2 separate regions of the Mus musculus genome follow, and region 2 is linked to region 1. Evidence: chromatin contacts called from ENCODE Hi-C or POLR2A ChIA-PET data. All regions are on one chromosome and are shown on one strand. Each heading gives the region's core, a stretch centred on a gene start or an enhancer-like site at or near the end of the contact. The rest is flanking DNA. Distances are from core to core; before and after follow the strand shown. Region 1 holds the start of Pin1 (protein (peptidyl-prolyl cis/trans isomerase) NIMA-interacting 1). Region 2 holds the start of Slc44a2 (solute carrier family 44, member 2).

Evidence for each region. Hi-C counts contacts between places; a loop is a spot of excess contacts on that map. ChIA-PET counts read pairs that join two places held with the same protein, here RNA polymerase II (POLR2A).
Region 2: a loop to region 1 is called in a map of regulatory T cell, with 4 times the contacts of the local background. The contact joins the promoter of Slc44a2 here to the promoter of Pin1 in region 1. A Hi-C loop is called at or near these places in 1 of 37 maps with a recorded cell type or tissue (regulatory T cell). POLR2A ChIA-PET finds 5 or more read pairs at or near these places in 1 of 5 experiments (embryonic stem cell).

Annotation. Positions count from the first base shown.
Region 1 is chr9:20,647,599-20,653,819 of GRCm38, reverse strand. It overlaps Pin1 (protein (peptidyl-prolyl cis/trans isomerase) NIMA-interacting 1), which reads right to left and starts at 1,702. Exons shown (of 4, transcript NM_023371.4): 1 at 1,623-1,702. The coding sequence starts at 1,680.
Region 2 is chr9:21,318,500-21,324,713 of GRCm38, reverse strand. It overlaps Slc44a2 (solute carrier family 44, member 2), which reads right to left and starts at 3,995. Exons shown (of 23, transcript NM_001359227.1): 1 at 3,863-3,995. The coding sequence starts at 3,893. Gm39302 (predicted gene, 39302) reads left to right here and starts at 3,600. Exons shown (of 2, transcript NR_166671.1): 1 at 3,600-4,124.

The sequences.
Region 1 (6,221 bases), core at 453-2,952:
TGGACAGGAGCTAAATCCAACTAAAACCTTCCCAACAGGCCATCTCGGTGAACCTCAGCTTTCTCATCTGCAGAGCCGGGCCAGAGGATAAGGTCATCAGAGCCGGGCATAAAGGCAGAGAACTTTAGTCCCAGTGCTGAGAGGCGAAACAGAAGGACCATGAGCTGGAAGCCGGCTTGGGCTACACAGTAAGACTTTACCTCAGCTAATTAATCTGTGTCATGTAATCCCGGTAGACACCAGAGGTTCAAGGCTATCTCTCTCTCTCTCTCTCTCTCACACACACACACACACACACACAGCCTTAAAAAGGAAAGAAAGAAAATGGTTCAATGGGTAAGTGCCTGCAGCCAAGCCTGAGGATATGAGTTACGCATGGTAGAAGGAAAAAAACTCTTGCAAGTTATTGTCTGCTCTCCACATGCACACACACTAAGTATAGTCTTACTAATAAAGACTGCCTCAATAAATACATTGGGCAAAGTGGTGCATGCCTGTAATTTCAGCACTTGGGGGAGCTGAAGCAGGGGACCAAGAATTCAAGAGTAACCTGTCTTTATGAGGCTCTGTCTAATACCTTTCCACATCCACCCTCGACAAAATGGGGAAAGTGAATGACATTAAACCTAGCTGGGTTAATTCAGAGAGAGCCATAAGCAGTGTCCAGAACCCTGATGCTTAATAACTAAGAATTCTGAGAGAGCTCTGTAGGCTGCAGAGACCCTAGCTCTACCTGAGGTCCTTGTAGGCTACTCTAGGCGTTGCCACTGACACCGAGGAAGGCTATGCTTGGGATCAAAAGAAGTAAAAATAAAAATAAAATTAAAAATCATTGCAATCCAGGGCATTCCTAGTAACTGAAGTGCATTATCAGATGAGTTCTTTCCGTGTCCTGGCCTCAGTTTCTCTCACCTCAAAAATGAGAGCAAGTCTTCTTTTGAAAGAGGGTAGCTACAGAGAGGAGGAGGAGGAGGAGGAGGAGGAGGAGGAGGAGGAGGAGGAGGAGGGAGAGAATAAGCCAAGGAAAAAGAGGGAGGGAGATATGGAGGTGGGGGTGGGGATAGGGGAAGAGGAAGAGAGAGGAGAGGAGAGAAGAGAGGAGGGTAGGGGGGAGAGGGAGAGAGAGAGAGAGTGGGAGAACGTGAGACCACACCGACGTGGACTTATGAAAGAACTTAAAGTCTTTCAAAGAGCTTGGTACCATGCTTGACCCAGAGACGAACTGGCCTGGTTAGAAGCCATCACTGCCGCAGGGTCCCGATGGGGGTTGGGGGGTGGGATGAGCAGGCACGTGTCTCGGATGCTGCGGGAGAACTCAGATCAGGGCGGCCCACGCCCTCTGCACTGAGTCCGGATCTCTTCCTCTCAAGGGAGCCCCGAGGTGCAGCCTCGTCACCTCTGAGCACCGGAGCCCAGCGGTGGGCGAGGACGGGGGCGCGTCTGTGCCTGCCCCACCTCCTACCTCAGTTTCTGGCTTTCCGGGCCCGTTATCCGCGGAGGAGGCCAGATCTCCATGCCCGAATCAGGCCGGTGATGAGACTCGCCTGTCTCGGCAAGCTCCAGCCTAACTTCCGAGAGCTCGCGAGGCCCCGCCCTGGCCCCGGGCGACCCCCAAGAGGTACCTGAGCTGCGACTCATACGCTTCTCCCAGCCTGGTGGCAGCTTCTCCTCGTCCGCCATCTTCCCTCCTGCCGCAGCGCCTGCTCCGCCTCCGCGGCTCTGACCCCGCGCCAGAGCAGCGCCGCTGGTGATTGGCTCGTCCAATAGAAACGCCAATTGGACGGCAACACGGAGCCGCGAGCACGCGAGCTTTTTATTGGACTCCCCCGCGGTCGGACCGCCCCTACACACAGCCTCCCACCTTCCCAACACCACTGCCGATTGGCTCGTCTGGAAGCTACGTCTATTGGGTGCTCCAACCGGGAAAGTGGCTCCCTCTAAGCGTCAAAAGGCTCTCTTGGTTCGCTTAGGCCACAAAATAGAGCTTATTTGACTGGCTCCTGAGGCAGCCAATCCGGCCTTCTTGAGCCTTTCTCGGAGGTCCGCCAACATCCGCGCGGAAGTGGCCAGCAGGAACTAAGATACAAGGTACTTTTGCTGTACTTTGCCGTTGCCATAGCAATGCAGTTGCCTTGGTGACTATGCAGCGCCTAACTATGCAGAGGCTAACTATGTAGAGCCTAAATTTGGCTTTTGAGTTCTCCTTCTTCCCACTGTTTTTTCCCAAATGTCCAAAGCGAAACCAGTCCCGTTTGGTTTTCACAAGGCGAACCATTTCACTGGTCCATTCACCCACTTTCCGTGTCTTTTTTAGAACCTACTTCGACTTATTCCTTCTCCATGGGCTCCTCCTGGCTTCTAGGCAGGTGACTGATGGGTGAGAGCGGTACCACTAGGATGAGGAAAGGGAGTAGGAGGGGGTGGACAGCTCCAACGATCAGTTTTAGTCAATTGGTAGTCTAAGGAAAAGGGTGTGCTAGTGTGTACCTTCAATCCCAGTACTCAGGAGGCAAAGGCAGGCAATTCTCTGAGTTCGAGAACAGCCTGCTCTTCAAAGTGAATTTCAGGACAGACAGGGCTTCACAGGAAACCTTGTTTCAACAAACAAACGAACAAACAAGCAAAAGGAAAAAAAAAATCTGTGTAGAGCTAGAGAGATGGCTCAGTGGTTAAGAGCCCTAGCTACTCTTCCACAAGACCTTTTCAATTCACCAGGCCTGAACGTAGTATGCATTCACACATACATGCAGGCAAAACATTCATATACATTAGAACTTTAAAATGTTACTTTATGCCTAGTGGTGGTGGCAAATGCCTTTAATCCTAGCACTTGGAAGGCAGAGGTAATCAGATCTCCAAGCTCAAGGCCAGGCTGGTGTACAAAGTGAATTCCAGGACAGCCAGAGTTACACAGAGAAACCCTATCTCCAGAATTTTTTTTTTTAAAGTTACTTTACAAAAGATTACATTTATAAGGGATACTGCCAAGAAAACTGTAGTCAAGAGCACAATTTGTGGCAATCTGATCTCTCCTTTCACCATGGGATTCTGGAGGTCAAACTAAAGTTGTCAGGCTTCGTGGCAAGTTACCCGTCTTGCTGGCCCTAGATAATTAATGATTTTCAAAGACACTGATGGGGGAGGGGTTCAATGAGTTCACCAATAGTGAAAACCTCTGTGTGACTTAAAAAAGATGGCACTCAGTGACATGAACTCATGAGAAGGGATTAGAAGCAAGATTCGACTGGGTTTAAAGCCAGGCTCTACCACTTACTGTGAACTGCTTAACCTCAATGATAGAGCCTTACAGTAGCAAAGCATGGGCCCAAGGACAGCACTCAGTGGCTAAGAGCATTTGCTACCAAGCCTGAGGACTTGACACACAAACATCTTTGTGAGTTTGAAGCCAGCCTGGTTTATACAGTGAGTTCCAAGACACCCAGGACTACACAGAAAGACCCAGTCTAAAAAAAAAAAAAAAAAAAGAAAAGAAAAAAAAGAAAGTGAGAATAGCTCAGACCTAGAGTTCAAACCATAATAGCAAAAAATGACATGACAGACTTAATAAGGCTACTTTCTTATCTGAAACCAGTATAGAAGAATATAGACCAGATAAGAAGCCTCACTCTTCCTAGCCAGAAATACTCCATGCACTCACATAGGTTCCCATTAAAAGTGTTTATTTTGCTGGATGTGGTAGCACATGATTTTAACCCCAGCACTGGGGAGGCAGAGACAGATGGATCTACAAAAGGCCAGCCTGGTCTACAAAAGGAGTTCCAGGAGAGTTAGGGCTGTTACACAGAAATCTTAACAAACAAACAAACGGTTTATTTTATGCAGGGTGTGGTGGTCTTGCCTTTAATCTCAGAACTCAGGAGGTAGAGGCAGGTAGTTATCTGGGTTCAGTGCCAGCCAGATCTATATTCAAGTTTCAGACAGGCCATGGCTACATATAGAGAACCTGCTTCATAACCAACAACAATAACAAAATTCACCTGAAAAACCAAATAATGTTTATTATTAACCTGAGTCATGGTTTAGTGCATGTGGAGCTCAGAGGACATGACAAAATTTCAAATTGATAGTCTGTAGTAAGCCAGCTGGTGACTGCTTGGAAAGTAACACTTTTTACAGAGCAGCCCCAAATGCATGGTACAAGGAGTTAAGATAAGGAACACAGAAAAACTACATTCTGGTAGCAGTTTCAGGGGCAAGCAAGTAAGCAGCTTAATAAGAGCTAAGAGCATGCAGTTATCTGGGGCATTTTGACCCTGAGTTTGCAGAACAGGATCGGGTGCTTTCCCATGGGACTCTTCAGAGCAAGGGGTAGAAACTCAAGATGGCTGCACCCGAGACAAGATGGAGAAACCTTTACCCTGTTATAACCTCTCTGTGTAGTTGGTTCTCTCCTTCCAACGGAGTCCCAGGGCTAGAACTTAGGTCTTGAGGCTCAGGTAGAAACACCTTAACCAGCCCAGCTTTCCTACTGTGTTTTCTTGAAGAAGAAAGAAGACTATGTAGCTTAGAGAAATGTCTCAGTGGGTAACATGCTTAACACACAGTTGTGGAGTCCTTAGCCTAAATATGAAGAACCCACACACAGCTGGATGAAGTAACAAGCAAGCATCAGCAACTCAATGTCCACATCCAGGAGGAGATAGTGACAGCACAAGTCCTTAAAGCTCCTGTGATAGCATCTTGGTTGTCAACTTGACCACATCTGGAATAAACGAGGAAGCGGTGGGACACACCTGTGAGGGGTTTTTCTGGGCTGGATTATTTGAAGTAAAAGACCCACCCCAAATCTAGGTCATCTGAGGGCAGAAACCCACCCTTAAATCTGGTCACACCTTCTGGTGGCAGCCCACAAGAAAGGGCATGGAAGAAGGAAGCTGTTGCTTTTTGCCTGTTTGCCCTCACTCTCACTCACAAGTCTGTCTGTCCTGTTCCTGAGGCAATCCTTTTTGCTGGTGTTAGTGGCTACTTTGTGGGACTCCAACATAGACTGGAAACTGGCAGCCCTCTAGATCTTCTCTGGGCCTCTAGTTCCAACTGGGACTGCTGAGGCACGCAGTGAACCGAACCACCACCAGATCCTTGACCTTTCTCTCCCTCCAGGAGATGCCACTGTTGGACTACTCAAACCAAAGTCTGTGAGCCACCTGAATAACCCTCATAGAAAATATTCATCCCACATGTTCTGTTCCTTTAGAGCTTTGGCTACCAAACCAGTGGCCTCAAGTACAAGCAGCGAAAACAAAGACATCATGTCTCAAACAAGACTAGAACTGACAGCCAGGGTAGTCCTCTGACCTCCACAAGCAGGCCATGGCATAGTGCACACACACATAAGCTCAAACATGCACACTAAGGTAAAGGCTAAGCCAGCTCAGTAGTATGACCAGGTTAGACTATGCGAGGCTCTGGGTTTGAGCTCAGCCTTGGAAAGAAAAACCCACAAGAGTACCGTGCCAACAGTACTTACAGAGCCAATGAGGTAGTTCCTTGGGTAAGAGTGTTGCTGCCAAGCCTGATGGCCCGAGTTCCAACCTTAGGACCTTCAAAGTAGCAGGGGAGAACTGGCTCCTGTTAAGTTGTCCCTTAACTTTCACATGTGCACTGTGGTACACGGATGTCTGCCCCTCCCCATAAACACATGCACATAAGGAAAAATTTAAATCTAAGTAGTATATATGTAAATATGTACTTATTTTTATACATGGGTGTAATGGCTGTTCTTGGTTGTCAAGTTGACTACATCTAGAATTAACTAAAAGCCAAGCAAGCTGAGCACACCTGCAAGGGATGGTTTCTCCTCCGAATCATTTAAGGTAGGAAGACCACCCTAAACCTGAGGTTTTTTGAAATGGGAATTTTAGAAGAGCCATTATACCTGGCATTTATTTTGGAGTGATTGACACTAAGGCCTTGAAGTAATCTTTTGTTAATATTCAGTGATTGTTATCTGAAATTTATGGGGTTGTTCTTCCCATGGGAATTTCAGAGCCTTTGCATGACCTTAGTTCAAGAATCCAGGAATATCTTGCAATGGCTGAGAATTGCCTAGGAGATGGTTTCTTCACACAATTCCTAGATTAGATGAGAGACTTTGGTATCCAGCCTATGGACTGAATCTTGGACTTGCCACTGAGAGACAGCCATTGTTGGAACAGTTGGACCAAAACCTGGAAGGGGCTCTAATAAATCCTGTTTGGATC
Region 2 (6,214 bases), core at 2,746-5,245, 670 kb before region 1:
TGGTTAGTTAGTTAGTTAGCCAAGCTTCACTGTGCACTACTCTGCTTTGGGTTCCAGAATCTTTGCCTGCTCATGCCAAGGCTGGGCTGGGAGAAAGGCTGTGACATTAAGGACACTGCCAGGCCCTGAGCCATTTCCCTTTCCTGTGGAGCTGCCATCTTTTTCCAGATTCATGTTATCTACCGGGAAAGGCGCTTCCTGCCCTGCCCTGCCCTGCCCGGCCCGGTCGAGTCTTACGCTGTTCGTGAGGTAGGTTTGCCTGTCCATCAGTTCACGGAAAAGCCGCATCATCCATGCCAACAGCCCCAGGGGTAGCTGATGAGCACACAAGGTCCTCCCACACATCACTGACAACGGAGTCGAGCCAGGCATGCTGGCACATGCCTGTCACCCCTGCTCTTAAAAGGTGGAGCAAGATAATAAATTGAAGGCCATCCTGGGCTAGACAGTGAGTTCAAGTCCAGCCTGCACTACATGTGATGGATTCTGTGTCAAAACACAAACAGCCAGCGGGGCGTAGTGGCCCACGCCTTTAATCCCAGCACTCGGGAGGCAGAGGCAGGCTGATTTCTGAGTTCGAGGCCAGCCTGGTCTACAAAGTGAGTTCCAGACAGCCAGGGCTACACAGAGAAACCCTGTCTCAGAAAAACAAACAAACAAACAAACAAACACCAACCCCCCAAAACAACAAACAAACAAACAAACAAAAATTGCCAGCCTTATGCATAATGGTGCAGACTCAGAGAGGTCACCCACTCACCCAGTCTCACAGCCTTTAAAGATCAGAACCTTACCCAGGCGAGGTTATGCCTTTCATCCCAGCAGGGGCAGGGACAGGGGCAGAGAGCAGAGAGGCAGGGACAGAGGCAGACAGATCTAAATTCAAGGCCAGTCTGGTCTACAAATAGAGTTCGAGGACAGCCAGACAGTAAAACCCTGAAACCATGTCTCAAAACCCAGAAAGATCAGACCCCAGCTTGACTTGAAGCTGGATCTCTCTAAAGCCTTCCTGTAACAACCCCGAAGCCATTCCCATTGGTCACACTGAAGAATGGGAAAGCACTTACCGCGGGATTAGCCATTATGCCCGAGAGAAACCTGACATTGAGCTATGGCGTGATAAGTCACACAGAGGAACCCTTGGGTGTTTTTTCCCCTAGCACTACATAAACTGGGCGGGGTGGTGCACAACCATCACCTCAGAATTTAGAAGGGGAGGCAAAAGGATCAGTCATTCAGCTACATAGTGAATTTAGAAAGGAAGCTTAAACTATTTACAGCAATGTTACCGGGATGCTTGCACAGAATTTTTATTTTGGTCAGGTGGACTGAGTTTCAGGCAAAACAAGGTCCTTCCAATAGGAAGGCCTGGTAGCCTGTAATCCCAGCTACTTTTAAAGGCTGAGGTAGATGGGCGTGGTGGCGTACGCCTTTAATCCCATCATTTGGGAGGCAGAAGCAGGCGGATTTCTGAGTTCGAGGCCAGCCTGGTCTACAAAGTAAGTTCCAGGACAGCCAGGACTACACAGAGAAACCCTGTCTCGAAAAACCAAAAAAAAAAAAAAAAAAAAAAAAAAAAAAAAAGGCTGAGGTCCGAGGTACAAAGATAGGATGACTCAGGTCAAGGCTGTCTGAGCTACATCTACCTCAAGAATGTGTATGCTCGAGGCCTATGAGGCCTACGTTTAAACCTCAGTATCCATAAGGAAGAAAGGGAGGAAGGGAAGAAATGAGGGAGGGAGAAAGTAAGGATGGAAGGAAAAAAGGAAAAGAGAGAGAAAAAAAGAGAGAACAGAAAATTTCCATTTGCAGTCAAGCAGGGTGGTCCGCCTGGAGGAGGTGGTGTGGCTCTGGAAGCCAGGTAGATCCTCCTTCACAGGCTCCTGAGTCTCATAGAGAAAAATATTATGCTTTCCTTCTGCCTGGAACACACGTGTCTCAATCATCTCACCCGGCCGGCACACGCCAACCTTCATTTCTTAAAACCTTCATTTCTTAAAATAGACCCTAGTGGCTCTTTCACACATAGCATCTTGTCCGTTGCTCTACAACCTTAACAACCTACAATTACATGTTCTCACTGGTCCTTCTGGCGGTCTACGCCTTTCTCTCCTCGGTGGACTGCTGCGTTCCCAGTCAGACCTTTGCCTGAGAAAGGTTCGTTAAATTCCTGGGGGCCTGGGGCTGGGGGGTTGGGGGCTTAGCAGCAGAGTGGGATCTAGGCCAATCACTTGCTGAACACGACTGAGGCTTCCAGGCTTCCAGGCCCTACTACCCACTGAGCATGCGTGTTGCCTTGAGTTTCAGTCTCAGCGCTTGTAGAAGCCCTGGGTTCCAGCCCCACCCACACATAAACACCAGTGCTTTCTGAGCATGAGCGACCCCATCTAGATTCCAGTTCTTGCTAAACATGAGCCAGGGTTCTAGCTTCAAACCCACGGCTTACTGACCATGCGCCATGCATGAGTCTCCGATTTCCATCGCAACACAATGTACAGCCCCCCTCTGCCTCTCCCCGCAAAAAAAGTTCCACCCTTTGGACAAATTGAAGCCAGGTAAAATAATATCCACGCTCATTCTGCCCCACTTTTATTTCAAACAGACCTCGAGAAGACCAAAGATTCTCTCAGGTGTGATACCCAAGCATACTCAGGCTCCCAGACCAAGAATCCCACACCAGAGACAGCCAGAAGCACTCAATAGTTGCACAGCAACCCAAGAGCCTGGGGCTTCAGACCTTCTAGTGGTCTGGGGGCTGGCAACTTCAAGCTGGGAGAGCCCTGAAAGGCTAGGTCTTGCTACCTTCCTTTAGGCCAGGAAGGGTGTGTCACAGCCTCTGGGACCTGTCTATTCTTTTTTTTTCCTCCCCCTGGACCGCACAGACCCAGGAAAGAGGAGGAAGGCAGAGAGCCTACTTGCTTTTCTAGTTATTTTTGAACCATTTCCGGCCCCCTCCCCAAGACTCTAGAGTCTAGCAGTTTCCAGGAAGTTCCAGTCACACAAAGTGGTATATCAGGGGGAGGGATAGAGCCCCTCTGCCAGAGTCTCAGCTATGCCTCTTAAGGCTTGTGGCCGATTTAGGCCCAAGGAACCTAAAATAGATAAGAGGAAGGAGGCTCAGAGTTCAACACCCAGTCCGTGGGAACCCGGAGTCGGGTAGGGTGAGAAATCCGCATCTTGGCCCCACCCCCAGCTCCAAGTGGCTAAGGCCACCTCAGGCCTTACTGAGGTCCGGGTCTCCTGGAACCCTTAAAATTACAGGCACCTGCAACAATCAGCACAGGCAGGGAAAGTTTCTGCATTGCTCCCCGCCTGCCCGCCTCGTCTCTGACCTTCCCTGTCGCATTAGGCACCTAATTCCAGTTATACGGGACTCTTCAGCCTTGCCTCAGTTTCCCCATCTAGTACTAAGCTTGGAGTCGCTATTCTGGATGTAAATGGCGAAGATGTGGAGGACACTTGGGTCTTAAGGAGACGGGACATGTGGCGAGGTCGGGCCCCATTCTTGCCCACACCCCAAGCTAAGATCGCCTCGCATCCCCTCCCCCGCCCATCACCTAATTCTCCCAGATAACGGGACCTCCAGGCGAGGAGCATGCGCCATAAGTCCCGGCTCATCGCTCAGGAAGGGAGTAAGCTTGAAGATCCCCGAAAAGAGACACGGGGGACAACCTGGGCTAGGGCCAAGAGCTCCGGCTGAGCCAGCGCGGGATGCAGAGGCCTGAGGACGCGGACAGAAGGGCCTTCGTACTGCCTGCAGCCACGAGTGTTTTGTTTTAAGGCTCTCAGATGTTGCCCTTCCTCAAAACCCCCTCCTTCCCAAGTCAGCACAGGCGACCTACAGGCCGGAGGCTACTCCTACCATAGACTGCGTCCTTCCGATCGTCCTCCATGGCCTCAACCGAGGAGAGCTGAGTCCGAAGCCAGCGCGACCCCAACCCAAGCGGGCGGGAGACACCGCGCGCTGCTGGCCCCGCCCTGCCCCGCCTGACACCGCCCCCAGCGCGCACGCCCAAGACAGCCCCGCCCCTTAGGGGCGTGCCCAGGGAGGGGCGTTGGGGGGCAGCCACCTTCTGGTTTCCAGTCCGCTCTCTCTGTGGACAATTAGTGTGTTGCATCTGCTGGTCAGTCATTCTTTTTGTTGTTGTTGTTTTGGGTTTTGTGGGTTTGTTTTTGTTTTGTTTTTAGACAGGGTTTCTCTGTGCAGCCCTGGATGTACCGGAACTCTGTAACACGGCTGGCCTGGAACTCAAGAGATCTGTCTGCCTCAAATACTGGGATTAAAGGTGTGCTCAACCACCGCTCAGCAAGTCATTCTTTGTCCAGGTACTGAGCGCTGACTGAGCTAGGGATGCAGAAAAAGTTGTCATGTGCTCATTCATCCTATTGGTAAGATTTTGAGAGTTTGAACACAAGTCAGAAAGGAATAAAAGAGAAGGAGTGGCATGTCCCTGGGCCTCTGGGTAGGAGGTTTACGACTTTAATCTTCCAATCCCAGCACTGGGGAGGCAGAAGCTGCAGGATCTCCTTTATTATTATTATTATTATTATTATTATTATTATTATTATTTTGAGACTGAGCCTCCCTGGGGTCCTAGCTATCCTGAAAGTTGCTATGTAGACCAGACTAAGAGAGATACCCATGCCTCTATCTCTGAGTGTGGGGTTTAAAGGTGTATGCCACCATGTCCAACCTTAAAAGGTAGTTTTGAAAAACACCTATCATTCCAGCACTTGGGAGATGAAGAAGGAGGCACAGTAGTTCCAGGCTAGCCTTAGCTACACAGGAGTTTGAGGACAGCCTGGGGTACGTGAGACCCAGTCTCAATAAACAAAAATTTTCTTTGATCAGTGGAAGGTTTGAAATGTTGACAGACATGATCTAAAATAAGTTCTAGAATAACAATGATTAGGGCTGGAGCGATGTCTCAGAGGTTAAGAGCACTGCCTGCTCTCTTCCAGATCCTGTCTTTCAGAGGACCTGAGTTCAATTCCCAGCAGCCACATGGTGGTTCACAACAATATATAATGAGATCTGGTGCCCTCTTCTGGCATGCAGGCATATATGCAAGCAGAACACTATTATATACAATAAAGAAATAAATCTTGAGAAAATAAAGAATGGTTAACCTAAGCCAGGCGTGGTGGGGCACGCCTTTGATCCCAGCACTTGGGAGGCAAAGGCAGGCAGATTTCTGAGTTCGAGGCCAGCCTGGTCTACAAAATGAGTTCCAAGACAGCCAGGGCTATACAGAGAAACCCTGTCTCGATAAAAACAGAAAGAAAAAAAAAGAAAAGAAAAGAAAAGAAAAAAAGCAACCTTAGAAGTTGCTGGGCAATGGTGGCACACACCTTTAATTCCAGCACTCTGGAGGCAGAAGCAAGCAGGCAGATTTCTGAGTTTGAGTCCAGCCTGGTCTATAAAGTGAGTTCCAGGACTGCCAGGGCTATACAGAGAAACCCTGTCTCAAAAAAAACAAAAACAAAAACAAAAACAAAAACAAAAACAAAACCGGAAAAGAGCCGGATGGTGGTGGCACACTCAGGAGGTAAAGACAAGTGGATCCCTGAGTTGGAGCCCACCCTGGTCTCCAGAGTGAGGCCTAGGACATCCAGGACTACACAGAGAAACCCTGTCTTGAAACTCCCCTCCCGCCCCCCAAAATTAAAAGAGACAGTTAAAATGGAAAATGCTTAAAATAGAGGAAGGGAAGCGGGTGTGGCTTTGTGGTAGAGCATTTGGCCTAGCATGTGTAAGGCTAGGTCTATCCCCAGCTAAGAAAAAGAAAGAAGGAGAGAAAAGGAAGAGAGGAGAGAAGAGAGGAGGAGAGGAGTCGCAAGGGTGTCTGGTAGTCTAGTTGGGAGCTCTGTGGGCCGTGGAAGGAGGCATAGAAGAACCTAGCATGGCGTGCAGGACTTCTAGGCCATCCTTGGCTATGTATATAGCTGGTTTCAGGAGAGCCTGAGCCACATAGAGCCATCCCCAAGCTCTTGATGTTGGCCTGGGGGAGGATCCAGTGTGGTTTTGGAGAGGTCACACGGGTAGTGCAAAGGTCACATCTTCTCCTGGCCTGCTGTGCTGATAACAAGTCCTGCAGCCCTTGTATCCCTTTCTGTGAAGGAACATCCCGTGTGTTTAACATTCCAGGTTGTTTCTCTGTGAGCACAAGGATCTCCATGCTCCTACATCTCCACTTGTTTTTTTTTTTTTTTT